Linked DNA regions of Homo sapiens: region 2 is linked to region 1. A link is an interaction called in ENCODE POLR2A ChIA-PET data of the cell type or tissue named here. Cell type or tissue: PC-9. All regions are shown on one strand. Each heading gives the region's core, and the rest is flanking DNA. Links, peaks and the distances in the headings are about the cores only.

Evidence for each region. Peaks named below come from ENCODE experiments on the same cell type or tissue, not always from the same donor. Only the 100,000 strongest peaks of a DNase experiment are listed, where the experiment ranks them.
Region 2: POLR2A ChIA-PET joins it to region 1 with 8 read pairs; 2 of 35 experiments call an interaction of 5 or more read pairs at or near these places.

The regions. Positions count from the first base shown.
Region 1 is chr4:76,542,894-76,550,869 of GRCh38, forward strand. All of the region lies in intron 1 of SHROOM3 (shroom family member 3), which reads left to right. Among named protein-coding and RNA genes, the nearest start is that of MIR4450, 27 kb to the right of the region's middle. In PC-9, for the core only: no CTCF peak of the experiment used is centred there; a DNase peak (open chromatin) is centred at 4,158; H3K27ac peaks cover 1,468 bases.
Region 2 is chr4:76,719,876-76,727,851 of GRCh38, forward strand. All of the region lies in intron 3 of SHROOM3 (shroom family member 3), which reads left to right. All of the region lies in intron 2 of SHROOM3-AS1 (SHROOM3 antisense RNA 1), which reads right to left. Among named protein-coding and RNA genes, the nearest start is that of SHROOM3-AS1, 79 kb to the right of the region's middle. In PC-9, for the core only: no CTCF peak of the experiment used is centred there; a DNase peak (open chromatin) is centred at 4,266; H3K27ac peaks cover 1,814 bases.

The sequences.
Region 1 (7,976 bases), core at 1,737-6,736:
GCCTTGGTAGAAAGGAATAGACCACTCTGCTGAACAGCTCCACCAGACAGGCCCAAAGGCCTAAGAGACACAAAACAGATCATGAACACTCCAGGAATGGCAGACATTCTGTCCCCATCCAGCCAGGGAATGGTGGGGTGGGGTGAGCAAGTTCTCTTCAAAACGCTGAATCCCTGGGACCATGGCATTTCCCCACTGATCACATTCATTCTGTCTGGTCCTTCAAGGAGGTAACAGACTAGTGGGGGGCACAGTCAAGGTAAACAGATAAGTACCTTTCCATGGGATAGTGCTATGATAGAGTTTATGGAAAAGCATAGAAGAGGCATGCTACCAGTTTCAGGGGCTTCAGGAGGGCTCCCTAGGGAAGGTGATCACTGAACTGAGTCTTGAAAGGTGAGTTAGGGGGTTGTGAGGCTGAGGGTGGTAGAGGAGGAAGCTGCACCTGGAAAGTCCTGGAGGTATATGAGAGTGTGGAAAGTCCTGGAGGTATACGAGCGTGTGGCTTACCCAAAAGCTGCACATGGATTTGACAGGACTAATTGAGTTTTTATTTGTTTGTTTCATCCTATCACTGGTAAGACAATATTTGTATCAGTCAGAAGATACCAGGTTAGGCTACAGTAACAAACAACCCCAAATCTCGTGGCTTAAACCACAGGTTTATTTCATGCTCATTCTACATGTCCATGATGTGTCTGCAGGGCAGCAGCTCGTTTTAGTTTCCCAGTGACCCTAGCTTACAGAGTGGTCATCATCTCAAACATTATCAGTCACCATGCCAGAGGGAAAGGAAACTCTGAAGGATCTCTGCCTGGAGATGACACGTGTTTTTTCTGCTCAAAATATGCTGACAAGAAATGTTTCATGGCTCTACCCAACTGCAAGTGGCCCAGCCTAGAACTCAATGAAAAAAAGCATTTCCTCTGAAGCCAAGGTGGAGAGCCAGGAATACTTGTTGAACAGAATTAATGACCAGCACTGTGTTTGTTAGCCATTTTGTGTGTGACACTGTTCAACCAAACACCAAGCAATTTAGAAAGACTGGTATTTACCTTCTTAGACTTCTTATTAGCCACTAGTGCCCTAAGTCTTCTCTAATCGTGGATTTCAATACCATTATCCTCACTGTTCCACAACAACTTCCTGTTTTTATATTATGCACCCATGACTTTTCTAAGAAAGCATGTTTCTAGTTTGCTTTTGCCATCAAGAATCTTAGAGCCAAATTTGCACTATAGTACGTTCCAGGTAGCCCTTATTATCTGCAAACAGTTGGTACCAGAAAAAGTCTGTCTAAGGGAATCCATTGTAAAACAGGGAGCAAAATATGATGTTAGATTATGCAGAGTTGAAAAACAAAACAAATGAGTATGAAAATAAATTTACTTAATTTTACTTTTAAAACACTTATATCACATTGCAACCACGTGCTAATTCTCAGCATGAAAAATTAACCATGTTGACTTTTTGGGTCCCACTTTCCTCAAAAAATTTTAAGATAGCTCAATGGCTTTTTTTTTTTTTTTTTTTTTTTTTTTGATGCAGAGTCTCACTCTGTGGCCCAGGCTGGGGTATAGTGGCACAATCTCGGCTCACTGCAGCCTCTAGCTCCCAGGTTCAAGTGATCCTCCTGCCTCAGCCTCCTGGCTTTTTTTTGTTTTGTTTTGTTTTTGTATTTTTAGTAAAGATAGGGTTTCGCCATGTTGGCCAGTCTGGTGTTGAACTTCTGGCCTAAAGTGATCTGCCCACCTCAGCCTCCCAAAGTGCTGGGATTACAGGCGTGAGCCACTGCACCTGGCTGGTTTATTCTTTATATATTGCCTCTTTTGAGAGATATTCTAGTTAACTATGCAATGGATTTGCATTCTATTTGCTAGTTGTATTGGTTGTTTGCAATCCCACAGCATAGACGTTGATGGAACAGCAGGAAATTGGAGCTGGTGCTAAACTGCAGAATCTGTTAGAGCGGGGCCTTCTTTTACAGCTGGTCTCTTCACTAGTGAATATTTCTGAATTAGGAAGACTTTGCCTCCCTATGAAACCCTGTAACTGTGGAGACCTGGATAATAAATACCTAGATAGAGAATGAGAATCCCCATGTGTGGAATGCATTTCTTGGAATTAATCTTGTCCTTGGCTTTTATTTTATCACTTTTTTCCTTTTTGTTCAGATTCCCTCTACTATTTTCTTTTTTTCTTTTTTTTTTCTTTTTTTGTATTTTTAAGGAGTTGCCTCAGATCTTTTCTAACAGGAGGCAGGGTATAAACCAACAATGGACATAAATATTGACTACCCAACTTTTTAATTATCCCCAAACTTGTTTTTTCAGAATCGGCCACCTTGGGGTAGATGGGGTCTGTGAACTTTTCTTAAGGCACTGAGCGGAGTTGAGTGGCTGAAGATGCTTCAGTGAAGCTTGATGTTTATCCTACCCTTGTGGTCAGCTCCTTCCTCCCAGGGAGCTGTAAATCAAGAACTGTGGGTGTTTCTTGATTTTCCGGTGCTGCAGCTCATTTGGATGGTCCATAGGGTGTCACTGGGTAACTTCCTGCTCTGGGACCTCTCTCTGAAATAGAAACTTCCCTCCAAAGGAGAGACTGTCTCCTATTTCATTTATAAATCAAGTTAACTCTGGTTCTTTGACTTTAAGAAAATAACCTATCTCCTCCTCTCAGCAAATTTCTTCCTCTTGGTCTCATGCATGCAGTTGCTAACACATGTATTCTTGTGGTGGAAACAGTAGAAAAGTATTAAACCTTTAAAATAAAACCACAAAACCCTGCAATTCATGAAACAAACCTCTATGGAGTCTTTGCTCTTTGTAAGGGACTTTCCGTGTGTTTGTTCATGCAATCCTTACACCAACCCTATGTGGTTAGTCTTATTGTTCCCATATTAGGTGTAGGAGATGGATGCTCGAAGAAGGTGCAAATTTCGCCCAAGATCACCTAGTATTGGAAGTGGGATTTATACCTATGTTGGTCTGACTGCAGAGCTGCCCATCTTTATACACCTCACCACTGTCTCACCTCTTTTCTTATGCTTCCCAGCCAGGTTATAAAACTTGGAAAAGAATAGCATACCTCCTATCTAGAAAATAACAAAAGAAAGTCATTCTGTAATTTCTAAATAATACTAAGTGTTACATATGTATTTTAATTTAAATAAAACTATGGAATTTTCCCTGATGGTCATCTTAAGTGTGAGAAACACACATTTTCACTTGTCAGGGTGGTCTTATAGTAATGCAGAGCAAACAACATTATCTATATTTTATAGATGAGAGACCCATCCAGGGTCCTGCAGATAAAAGGGCCAGAGTTGGGATTAGAGCACAGGATTCCTGACTCCTAACCCAGTTTACTTTCTTCTACTACAATATACCCCATTTACGACCCCAAATAGGAATGTTCAACAGTATAAATGTAATGATTTAGGATGAGATGAGAGGTAGATGGGAAGAACAGGAGGAATCACCTCTGTACCCTGTGGCACTCATTGCAACCCATGGAAATGTTTCTGTTTTAAAGTCCAGCATTTAGTTCTGGTGCCAAAACAATGCTGAGTAATTTCGTAGAACCTGAGAACCAGAGAAGGATCCTGGGAGGAACTTTTTGTTTATTTGACTTTATTTCATTGGCCTCACTTTATGTTCTTTTCAAAACCAAGAATGCCCACTGGGTTGTGAGTAATGACAATTTCCAGACAATAGAAAATAATGCCCAAACGGCTTTGTTTGAGAGATTCTTGACGTCTTTTGTTATCCACCTACCTTTTTATCTCTACATTTTGCTCATTGCTTCCATACAATTATCGCACTTATAGAGAGCATATTTTTCCTCAAACCGCCAACTTCACAAAACAGCAAATGATTTGTAGGTTATGTTGCATTAACTGTGAGTGACTGAAGTGCCCCTCAATCACATACCCCTGCCTTTATCTTCATCTAGGAATGAAAGTAGCCAGGAAAGGCAAAGAAATCATTCAAGAATTTAAACATAAAAAGTTGGCTAAATTCTGCTGTGGTAGACTTCTACCGGATGAGTTTAATGTTAATTAAAACTCCAAGTGGAGTTGTTTGTAAATGAATCATTCCCTGTTCAGTTTGATGTAGCAAGGTCAGCTTCCTGCTCCACCGGCAGTGCGTGCCAGCTCTTTTTCTCATGTGTAAGCTGTGAATGCTGTTAAGCCTGTAAACCACTATAATAGGTTCAGAGATTTTAGGATCCCTGAAAGAGAAGGATCAGAACACAGCAGTGTTGAGTGTCAGGTTTCTTGGGCACTTGAAGGATTAGGCAGGACAAGTGAAGTGTTACTTTAGGGACAAATGTCTGGGCGATTCTCAGGCAGCAGGCTGGAGAATGTGGGCTCTGAGGTTAGTCTTGAATTCTAATCCCAGCTCTATTGTTTTACTGACTGTGCAACATGGAGCAAGTCATTGCCTTCTTCTGAGCCTTGGTATTCTCATTTCTATAAAAATACAATTATAATAACCTTATTGTGTTGTTGTGACAATTTGATGCGATAAAGTTACTGGAACACACGAAGCCCTCAACATCTGGTTGCAATCATGATGATAATTAATGTATCTATGCAATAAATAGTGGGCACTGCTATGTGCTCCATGCTGTTCTGGGCGTCGGGGATACAGCAGTAAACAAGACAGACACAAATCCCTGCCTTCGTGGGGCTGACATTCCAGTAGAGGACAGACAATAAGCAAGATACGTAAGTAAAAAATAGAGTTCATGGCCAGGCGCGGCGGCTCATGCCTGTAATCCTTGCACTTTGGGAGGCTGAGGTGGGTGGATCACTTGAGGTCAGAAGTTCGAGATCAGCCTGGCCAACATGGTGAAACCTTGTCTCTACTAAAGATACAAAAATTAACTGGATGTGGTAGCGTGCGCCTATAGTCCCAGCTACTCGAGACACTGAGGCAGGAGAATCACTTGAACCCAGGAAGCAGAGGTTGCAGTGAGCCGAGATTGCATCACTGCACTCCAGCCTGGGTGACAGTGCAAGGCCCTGTCTCAAAACACACACACACACACACACACACACACGTCATGAATTAAGTGTTAATGAGAAAATAACAATGCGGAGGAAGATAAGTAGTATTAGGGGAGGCTGAAATTTTAAAGCGGTAGCTAGGAAAGGCCCCCTCTGGAAGACGAATTTGTGTAAGACCTGGAGGAGGTAAGGGAAAAAGTCAAATGGTTCCCTGGGGGAAAAGCATTCCAGGCTGAGGGAACAGCAAGTCTAAGGCCCCTGAAGGAAGACAGTGCCTGCCATGCTCCCTGTGCCGCTGGAAGGCCAGGGGCTGGTATTGAGTGATCCAGTGGAGAACACTAAGAAGTGAAGCAGCAGGGAGGTCAAATCCAGCACGGCAGGGCCTTTGGTACAGAGGGAGGACTGCGGTTTCTCTTCTAAGTGTGATGAGGAGGGTCACAGGGAGGGCACAAACCCTGGAGAAGCACAACACAGGACCAATCCCCATAACAGCAGCTCCACCCTTTCTCACTTAGACTGGGCTAGAGTGGTTAAGCATGAGGAAAAGAGATGGGCCTGGCTTTCTGTGCCTCAAAGCACCACGTCAAGCTGTGACATAGGCATCCACCACTCTTCCTTTGTGCCTACACCTGTATTTTTGAATGTACTCTCATCACAGTGTATATCACCGTGCTGTTCTTCAAAGTCAGTTTCCCCAGTATTTGTTCAATAAATGTTTACCGATCACTCATTACGTGCAGGCACTATGTTAGGTGCTAAATAGTACAGTGACATAAAAGGCTGTAAACAATTAAAAAATCAACGCCTCTTATGTCAGAAAAGTAACACTGTGTCATCAAAGCAAAGTCGACTTCTCCTATAGGTGTGGGTATATTTAGGATTTGAGAAGGGAAAAAGCGTGCTTAGCTTCCGGGCTCCAATGTGCGGATATACACCCTCTCCTTAGCTTGTTAGCTTAGGGATTTCCCACCCAGTTGCACACGGTGTGTTATCTGAAGTCATTTAACCTGTTGACAGTCGCATTCTTGGAATAAGTAAGTTCCATGCAGGTGAACTTGGACAAACAATGCCAGTAACCTTTTTAGCTGCTGAAGTAATTGGTCCAAAAGTTTAAAATAATAAGCTTCATTTTCCACTGAATCTTGTTGACAGAGAGTATCAGCAGGGCTTGGAGTTAGAAGAGTCTAAATCCCTGATGAATAGTTCAAAAAAATTACTGTTAAACTTTTTGTAAACAAGGTTTTTTTAGTCATAATAATGTTTTTAAGATAAATTGTGTGGATAATTGGTACAAACTTACGATGTATGCATTTAGTTAGCCTCAGTACAATCAAATGTGTTGTTACCAGTGCATCAACAAATGCACCTCAATATCTTAATTTATCATTCATGATAATAAATGGAGACAACACCATAGATTAAGGTAATTCACAGCCTTGTTCTAGCCAATGGCTTCAACTTTCTTTCCTTTTTTTTTTTGAGATGGCGTCTCGCTCTGTTGCCCGGGCTGGAGTGCAGTGGAGCGATCTTGGCTCACTGCAACCTGTGCCTCCTGGGTTCAAATGATTCTTCTACCTCAGCCTCCTGAGTAGCTAGGATTACAGGTGCGTGCCACCATGCCCGCCTAATTTTTGTAATTTTAGTAGAGACGGGGTTTCACCATGTTGGTCAGGCTGGTCTCGAACTCCTGACCTTGTGATCTGCCTGCCTTGGCCTCCCAAAGTGCTGGGATTATAGGTGTGAGCCACTGCGCCCGGCAGTGGCTTCAACTTTCTTGGCAACCAAGTTTATTGTAGGAGTGGCCAACAAATATCACATCCACAGACACTGATGCTACCAAATAGAAAGGTCAGGAAAGGGCCAGCAGCAACAAAGAGGGAGGAGGGGAATGTGAGGGTCCTAAGGAATCCACAGGCTGATGGAGCATCCCTTAATCCAGTTAACTGAAATGAGTTAGACTAAGAGTCTACACTTGGCCCCCAGCTGGCTCAATTCAAGTCCTCCCTTGGACCTACTGGGACTCCACCTTTAGGAGTGGATCCTCTGGAGGAATCCTGGCACCAAGCAAACTTCCCAGGGCTCCTTTGACTTGCTGGAAATTGGCTGACCTCTGAGGGAGTGTTGTTTAAATGGATCAATTTAAGCACAGAAAGAATCCAGCCTAATTTTTTGTGTGTGCGTTTTAATTTTTTTTTATCAGTATAGGCTCTCTGACATGTCCCAGTGAATGTGCATGTTTTTTAAGTACAATGATATGAAATATATTAAAAGTATACTAGAATATAAACTCTGGGAAAGGAGAGAACACCGTGTTTCCTTTGTTGATATTTTCCCAGCCCTAGAATTATGCCTGCCAATGATAGATGCTTAAAAAATACTTGTGAGATGAATGAAAGAATGAATGTGTTCACCAAGTTTCTGACCTCAAAGAGTTTAGGACCTAGAAGAGCAGATAGGGCATGGTCAGAAATACCTATGACAAAGGTAGTGACTGAGGCTTGTCTTAAGACAGAAACCATTAAGAGGAGAGGATGAAATAGATTCTGCCTGGGTTGATAAGGAGACATTTCATAATGGAAGAGTATTTGGAGGAAAAAAGGAGGAAAAGGAAACTAGAAATGTGGGATGGGCCTTCTACAAAAGATCACTGTTGAAGAAAGCTTCTAAAAATCTTCTTTGGTAATAATTAAAACCCCAAGACAGCACAAATCCCTGAGAGACAGTATGGAGAGATGTGAGAATCAAAACATGAAGTAGGGGCCCATGAAATGTTTGACAAATAAGTGCCATTTCAAAAACGTCATCCCATGGCCAGGTGCAGTGGCTTTCATCTGTAATCCCAGAACTTTGGGAGGCTGAAGCGGGAGGCTTGCTTGAGTTCAGGAGTTCAAGACCAGCCTAGGCAACATAGTGAGACCTGTCTCCACAAAAAATAAAAAAATTTCCCCAGGCATGGTGGCAC
Region 2 (7,976 bases), core at 1,358-6,357, 180 kb after region 1:
GGGCTGTATCTTTTATGCCAGTTTTGGTGTTACAGCGTTATGACTGCACATTAGCAGACTTCACACTTACTGATGCTTCAGCTGTCAAAACCAAAAGTCCCCAGGACATATTATCAGGATGTGACATTTAAAAACAACTTTTCTTTCCAGAAGGGACTGTGTGTTGCTATGAGATGGTATTACCTAATGCATACCTTTCTACCTACTGAACCACTTTTTAAAGACACAGATATTAATGAGGGAATTATGAAAAGCCTTGGAAAAGTGTTTTTTAGGTTTTTTTTTTTTTTTTTTTTTTTTTTTTTGTGAATCCAAAAGGTCTGAGGGATAGTCTTGAGGAGCCTGGAAGTAGTTATAGAAACAAGGAGTTGGCCGGGTGCAGTGGTTCAGGCCTGTAATCCCTTTGCTAATGGAGTGTTGAAGGACAATGGCCACCTTTTTTCGTGTTTTGAAAGATTCTTGTTTGTTTCAAATCTTTTAAAAATGCTTCAGACCTTTTCTGTCTCCTGTGAACATATTATAAACATCTAAACACCATCTGAATGAAACAATGTTATGAGTGCAGCTCAGTGTTTTTTGACTTGGTCCCAGTTTTCCATTGCTATATGTTTTTATCATTAGTATTTGGGGCCTATCATTTTCCTATAAACAGTAAATGCCTAAAAAGGGATGTTGTTCAAATATGCATCATCTATTATTCTATACTAAAGAAGATATAATCTCTCCCTGAATTCTTTCTTTTTTTTTTTTTTTTTGAGGCAGAGTCTCGTTCTGTTGCCCAGGCTGGAGTGCAGTGGTGCAATCTCAGCTCATTGCAACCTCGCCTCCCGGAGTCAAGCGATTCTCCTGCCTCAGCCTTCTGAGTAGCTAGGATTACAGGCACGCACCACCACACCCCGCTAATTTTTGTATTTTTACTAGAGACGGGGTTTCACCATGTTGGTCAGGCTGGTCTTGAACTCCTGACCTCGTGGTCCGCCCACCTCGGCCTCCCAAAGTGCTGAGATTACAGGCCTGAGTCACCACGCCCGGCCTCCCCCCGAATTATTTCTACAGTGACATTTAATTGTTCATATTGAGTTTATTTCCTTTTTAAAATGTGAAAGGGGGCAATTTAGCAGTAATTATCAAAATTGGAAGTGCATTTACCCTTTGAGCCAGCAACTCCACTTTTAAGAATTTCTCCAGCACTTTGGGAGGCCGAGGCGGGCGGATCAAGAGGTCAGGAGATCGAGACCATCCCGGCTAAAACGGTGAAACCCCGTCTCTACTAAAAATACAAAAAATTAGCCGGGCGTAGTGGCGGGCGCCTGTAGTCCCAGCTACTTGGGAGGCTGAGGCAGGAGAATGGCGTGAACCCGGGAGGCGGAGCTTGCAGTGAGCCGAGATCCCGCCACTGCACTCCAGCCTGGGTGACAGAGCGAGACTCCGTCTCAAAAAAAAAAAAAGAATTTCTGCAGACATTTCAACATACATAGAAAACACTATGTGGACATGGTTATTCATTGCAGCATTATTTGTAATAGCAAAAGACTAGACATGAAAAAGTGTCTACAAAAGGGGTCTGGTTAAACAAATATATGCATACGGTGGAGTACTAGGTAGCTGAAAGGAAATAAAGGTATGAGGAAGCTCTGTAAATACTGGTATAGAATGATCTTCAATATGTTTGAGGGCTTTTATTTGAGAAGGGGGTCTCAGTTTTGCCCAGGCTGATCATAAACTCCTGAGCTCAAGCAATTCTACCACCTCAGACTTTCAAGTAGCTGGGACTACAGGCGTGAGCCACCATGCCCAGCTGAATATGTATTGTTGAGTAAAAAAGCAAGGGATAGAACAGGCCATGAAGTTTCTTTTGGGAAAGGAGTGAAATGAGATTATATGTTCATGTTTGCCTGTATTTGCATAACAGAACACTGGAAAAGATACTTAAGAAATTAACTACAGTGGTTAGCTTGTAGGGGCAAGAGAAATGGGTGTGGTGGAGGAGGAATACCAGAAGTAAATATGGGGAAAATATGAAGACTTTATAAACTTTATAAATTTTGATGATGCATACATGGTTATTTATATTAATCCAGATACATTTATATATGTTTAAAATGTTTCATAAGCAAGGCATAGGGGTACGTGCTATAGTCCTAGCTACTTAGGAGGCTGTGATGGGAGGATTGTTTGAGCCCAGGAGTTCAAGGCTGCAGTACGCTATGATCATGCCACTGCACTCCAGCTTGGGTGACAGAGTGAGACCCTGCCTCAAAAAACGATTTCATAATTTTAAAAATACATGAGGAAAAATGGGGAAAAACAGCAGTGGCATGTAAAAAGAATCTTTAAAAACAATGCTTTACTATTCACAATAGCAAAGACATGGAATCATCCTAAAGGGCCATCAATGACAGATTGGATAAAGAAAATGTGCTACCTATACACCATGGAATACTATGCAGCCGTAAAAAAGAATGAGATAATGTCTTTTGCAGGAACATGGATGGAGCTGGAGGCCATTATCCTTAGCAAACTAACGCAGGAACAGAAGACCAAATTCTGCATGTTCTCATAAGTGGGAGCTAAATGATGAGAACACATGGACATATGGAAGGGAACAACACACACTGGGGCCTACTTGAGGGTGAAGGGTAGGAGGAGAGAGAAGATCAGAAAACATAACTATTGGGTACTAGGCTTAGTGCCTGGGTGATGGAATAATCTATATAACACCCCCAGTCCATGACACAAGCTTACCTATATAACAAACCTGCATGTGTACCCCTAAAATTAAAGTTAAAAAAAAAACCAGTGCTTTATCCCCAGCTAAGCACAGTGTTCAATAAGAATATGATGAAGATCTACAATTCAAATATTTGAAATTTTAATTTAATAGACCTAATTTGCAGAATATATTGATGTATTTTGTTTCTTTTTTGGGGGATATGGGGGTGTTTGATTAGAACTTTCTTATGATGGACTTTGTCTCATAGTATTGCGCACTAAACAATAATGGATGGAGAGGTTGATGGGTTAGTAAGGGGTTTAAGAAATATGGTAACTTTTATTTTGTGGTGCTGGTAGTCTGAGTATATTTTGTATTCTTATACACTTGACTCGGGTCCAGTTGATAACTGGCAGAGTTTTATAACACTGCACCGAGAAGAGCCCATGCAACATGTGTCATAACAGTTCGTTAAAGAATAGCATCAACAAAAAAATTAGTTCTTAGAATTTTTTATTTTCCAACTAATAGTTGTCACTTTCTCCATTTATCCAAAGCATACCAATCTTTCAAGGTCATCTGAAGTCCCACTGTACTACTAAGCCTTCTGGCTGACTTCAGACCCCATTCATGTGAGCTTTTTGTATCCAAAATGCCTCTACAGCCTCGGTGGCCCAATATGATCTGAATTTTATACCATCTGCTCTTCACTCACAAGGCTCTGGCTATACTCTCTTGTATTCTTTAAAAACCCAAACTCATTCCTCCTCTCAAGGATTTTGCATTCATTTTTCCTTTGGAGCTATATATTCTTCTCCTAGCTCTTTGCATGGTTAATTATTTCTTATCATTTAGGTCTTGGTTTGAATGTCACTTGCTCATAGAGGCTGTCTCTGACTTAAATGGGGACTTTCCATCACACTCTCACATTACCCAGTTTTATTTCCTTCAGAACCCTTATAACTATATGAGAATATCTTGTTTGATTTGCTTACTTGCTTACTCCCTGTCTCCCTCCTCTGCCTCTCCCACCTCATTGCACAGTGCTCCTTACTTGCAAATTAAAAGCACAGGCTCTGGAGAGAGATGCCTGGGTTTAGTAGCTGTGCTGCTCACTACATTTGTGACAGTGAACACATTGTTTATTCTGTATTTACCTCACTTTCCTCATTAATAGTCCTGTATCATAAAGGTAATATAAAGGCTAAGTGAGAAAATACTCGTCAAGTGCCTAGAATGGTGGTTGGCACTCAGTAGGCACTCAAATATTTTTTGAGTGAATGAATGATGCTCTGACTTTGTTTAATAGTTTTTCTTGCATCTGAGCCTCCCCAGCAAGATTATAAACTCTTAGGCCTTCCAAGACCTTGCAGAGCTCCAACTATAATTTAACAAGGTTGAAGGCACATAGGTGATTAGTGAATACTGCTTAAAATACTGAACTTACTGTAGATTTCTCAGAAACTTGTTTTGCATTCCTGAATCTCTCTGTGTTAGGGCAAAATCATCTAAGAAGGACATCATGTCACTTGCGAATTCCAGTTTCATCAGCCTACCCATCCCACGCAGTTAAGCTTCCTTGTTTGTGGTTAGGAATGCAACAAAAGGGCTTTGTTTGAATTACACCCACACACAAAACTTAGTTTGCTAAATTTTAAAATTAAACCATCTTCTGACTTACTGATATGCTCATGATGTGATGTACTTTAGGAAAATATTTCTTTAAGTTCTTAAAGATCAAAGTGATCCCAAAATGTAAAATTAGTATGCCATGCTCTTTAGGAATGCTTATTAAATGTTTCGCATCATTGAGAAAGTCAGCTGTTTAACTGAAAAAATAGCTGTTTAATTTTTTTTTTTTAACTCTCAAGCTACAGTGAATTGTATTTTCAAAATGAAAGACTATTTTAAAAATACTTTGCTTTTCAATAGGTAATACATGCGTATAGTATAAAATTTGAAAAGTTACAAAATGAAATACAGTGAAAATAAGTTTTCCTTCCCAGAGGCAGTCATTGTATCTAGTTTCTTAAGTGTCCTTCCAAAACTACTCTTTACGTTAATATACACACATGTGATTTTCCCCACATACTGTAGCAGACTGTACATGTAATTCTGCATCTTTCCAGTGTAACAATATATTTGGAGATATTTCCATATCAGTATGTATAGAGATACTTCATCCTTTTTAACAGCCATTATATGGATATACCACACTGAGTTAACTAGTCTGCTGCTAATGGGCATTTAGGTTGTCTTCCAATCTTTTGATGGGTATGTTATTTTAAAAATCATTTGCTAGATGTTGTCAAACTGGCCTTCATTCAGGTTGTACTGATATACACTGGTGGGCTATTTTTGGTCATCCTTTTCAATTCTTCGCTTATTTCATCACTTACCTCCTATCTGTACGGTATGGAAGAATCTTATAAAACAAAGATTTATCTCCGAAGCCCTCTCCCAACATATCTTCTGCATCTAAAAGAAAAGTTGTTTTTTGTTTTTTTTTCCTCGTGTTTTTGTTTTTTTCAGGGCCTTTTGATTTGCTTCCCCCTCCCCACCCCCACCGCCAAAATCATCCTGTCATCTTGTTCTTAATCTATTAGAACTGTGATGAAACCTGATACTCTGCCCAGGGCAAATAAATAGTTACCTCTCCAACCTCCTCCAAAGTAAAAGCTCCAAAGTTGAGTTTGCTGTCTTTGTATTGCAGGTATTGGACCTACTTTCTAAAGCACTTATTTTATCTGTACTGTAGGAATTATTTCATTTGCTCTTTCCTGCAGAATGTAAGCTCCTTAAAGGCAGAGACAATATCTTAGTCATTATTTCTTTAAAATATCTCTTTAAAATTTGTTTAATTTTTTATTTTCTTAAATGGACATTTAATTGTACATATTTATGGGGTACATAATGATGTTTCAGTACAAATAATGTATAGTGATGAGATAAGGATAATTAAATATTTTTAAATATCAGTTTCAACTCTTCTAGTCCTCATGTACCACATCCCTGGAGCCCGATCCCGTGTGTCACCTCCCTCACTTCTCCCTCTTCCAGGTTAGGTTCATCATGAAAACAGAGGACATTGGGTACGAGGTCCCCTCAACTTTTCGTGCTACCTACTTGCTTTCACATTTGCCAGCATCCACCTTTCTTCTATCTCAACAGCACTGGCTTTCCTCCTCCATAAGCTCATACCCTTCACCTGAGTGTTTGAATCCCATCCCTTCCTGAGTCTTTAAGGAGTCCTCCTCCTGTGTCCTGTGTCTTCAGATGGGCCTCTGCACGCTCTCTGCCTTATAGACACTTGCTTGAACTTCTCATTTAAAACAAAAACATTAGGAACAAAACCTTTTCACTCCCTGGATCCCTTCAGTCTTCTAGCTACCACCCTCTTCTCCCCTTTAGAAACAGGTTTTTGAAGGAATCATCTGCCCATACTGCCTGTCTTATCCCTTGTTCACCTTTAGCCCCATCCTAAAGCATGCCATTGCAAGGACTTGCTAGTTGCCAAATCCAGTGGCCATGCATCTACCCTCATCACACTAACCTCTTTACAGCATTGCAGTGGTTGACAGTTTCCTCCTCCTCCTCACTCTCCCCACTAGAAATCTGTGAGACTCCCATACTTAACTTGTTTTCCTCCTCCTTCTGTGGAAGCTCCTCTTGGGCTTTTTCCCAGGCTCCCTCTCCCCTAAATTTTGATCATTCTCAGAGACTCATCCTTAAATCATTTCCTTTGTCTCCCTGTTCATTCTCCTCAAGTCACTTATCTTCTCTCAAAGGCCCTGTGTTTTGTGACTTGTAAATTTCTATATGCAGCCCAGCCCTCAGTCCTCTAGTCCTTCTCCACTGAAAGTCCCACAGGCACTCATTCGCATGCCCCAGAATGAGCCATCAGCATCCTGCTTATTTCCTCTTCTCTCTCTCCACTCCCATCCCCTCCATCTAAAAAAAAAAAAAAAAAAAAAATTTAAGAGACTGTCTCTCTGGAAGCTGCAATGCAGTGGCACACAGTCATTGCTCGCTACAGCTTCAAACTCCTGGGTTCAAGTGATTCTCCTGCTTCAGCCTCTGAGTAGTGGGGACTACAGGTGGATGCCACCACACCCAGCTAATTAAAAAAAAAATTGAGCCCCCTGCCTCAGCCTCCCAAGTAACTCAGCTTATAGGCACAAGCAAACTAGAGGGCCTATCTGGAACCCCTGAAGTTATCAGTAAACGTTGTCTCACACCTCATCTCCTTGACAGGAAGACATCTTTTTTCCTGTGGAGCCTGTGGAATTTATCACTTTCTATTTCTCTTGGGTGGGAAAATCTTCTCGGCATCTAGCTAGGCATGGACAGATACTGTTGGGTGATGATGCCACTGAAGAGCCGTCCTTAGTGTCACGTGGTGCTGGTCTGAGGTCACGGTCCATTGGTGTCCATTGGCTTCTCAAGGCCAATACCCAGTCCCGGGGCTAATTTCTACTACTGAGAGTGATTCTGCCAACTCCCTTCACTAAGTAGTGGGAATGAGCAGTAGGAAGATGACAGTTTGTTCTTTCTCTTCTTTCTCCTAATGTATTTTGGGCCCACTGGGGTCTAAAATGATACATACATGAAACACCTCTAGGTATCTCATGCAAAAGAGACTTTATTTTTTCTTTGAGGCTGGGCTTTTGCTATGTGATTAAGCAGTGGCATTTGTTGAGTACCTGAAGTCATATATAACTGGGTTTAAACCCTTACTCCCAGACTTACTAGCTGTGTGATTTGGGCCAGCCCCTGAAGGGTTTAGAGCACTAGGAAGGATTTCTAATCATTGGATGGAACAAGGTGATAAACCAGGAATCTAAGTCAGTGAGGCAGCCTACCTTCAAGGAACCGGTTGAAGATGCAGCAGCCTAATTTCTGGGGACTTTGGTGTCCAAAATTAGAGAAGGACTAGCAGCAAGAATACTGAACTGCTAAGATGCTGAGCCATGAACCCTCAGGCTCCCTGCCTACCTGCACTGAGAAAAAGGTTGATTCGGCCGGGCACGGTGGCTCACGCCTGTAATTCCAGCACCTTGGGAGGCCAAAGTGGGCAGATCACAAGGTCAGGAGTTCAAGACCAGCCTGGCCAATATGGTGAAAGCCTGTCTCTACTAAAAATACAAAAAATTAGCCAGGCATGGTGGCACAGCCTGTAATCCCAGCTACTTGGGAGGCTGAGGCAGGAGAACTGCTTGAACCCAGGAGGTGGAAGTTGCAGTGAGCCAAGATTGTGCCATTG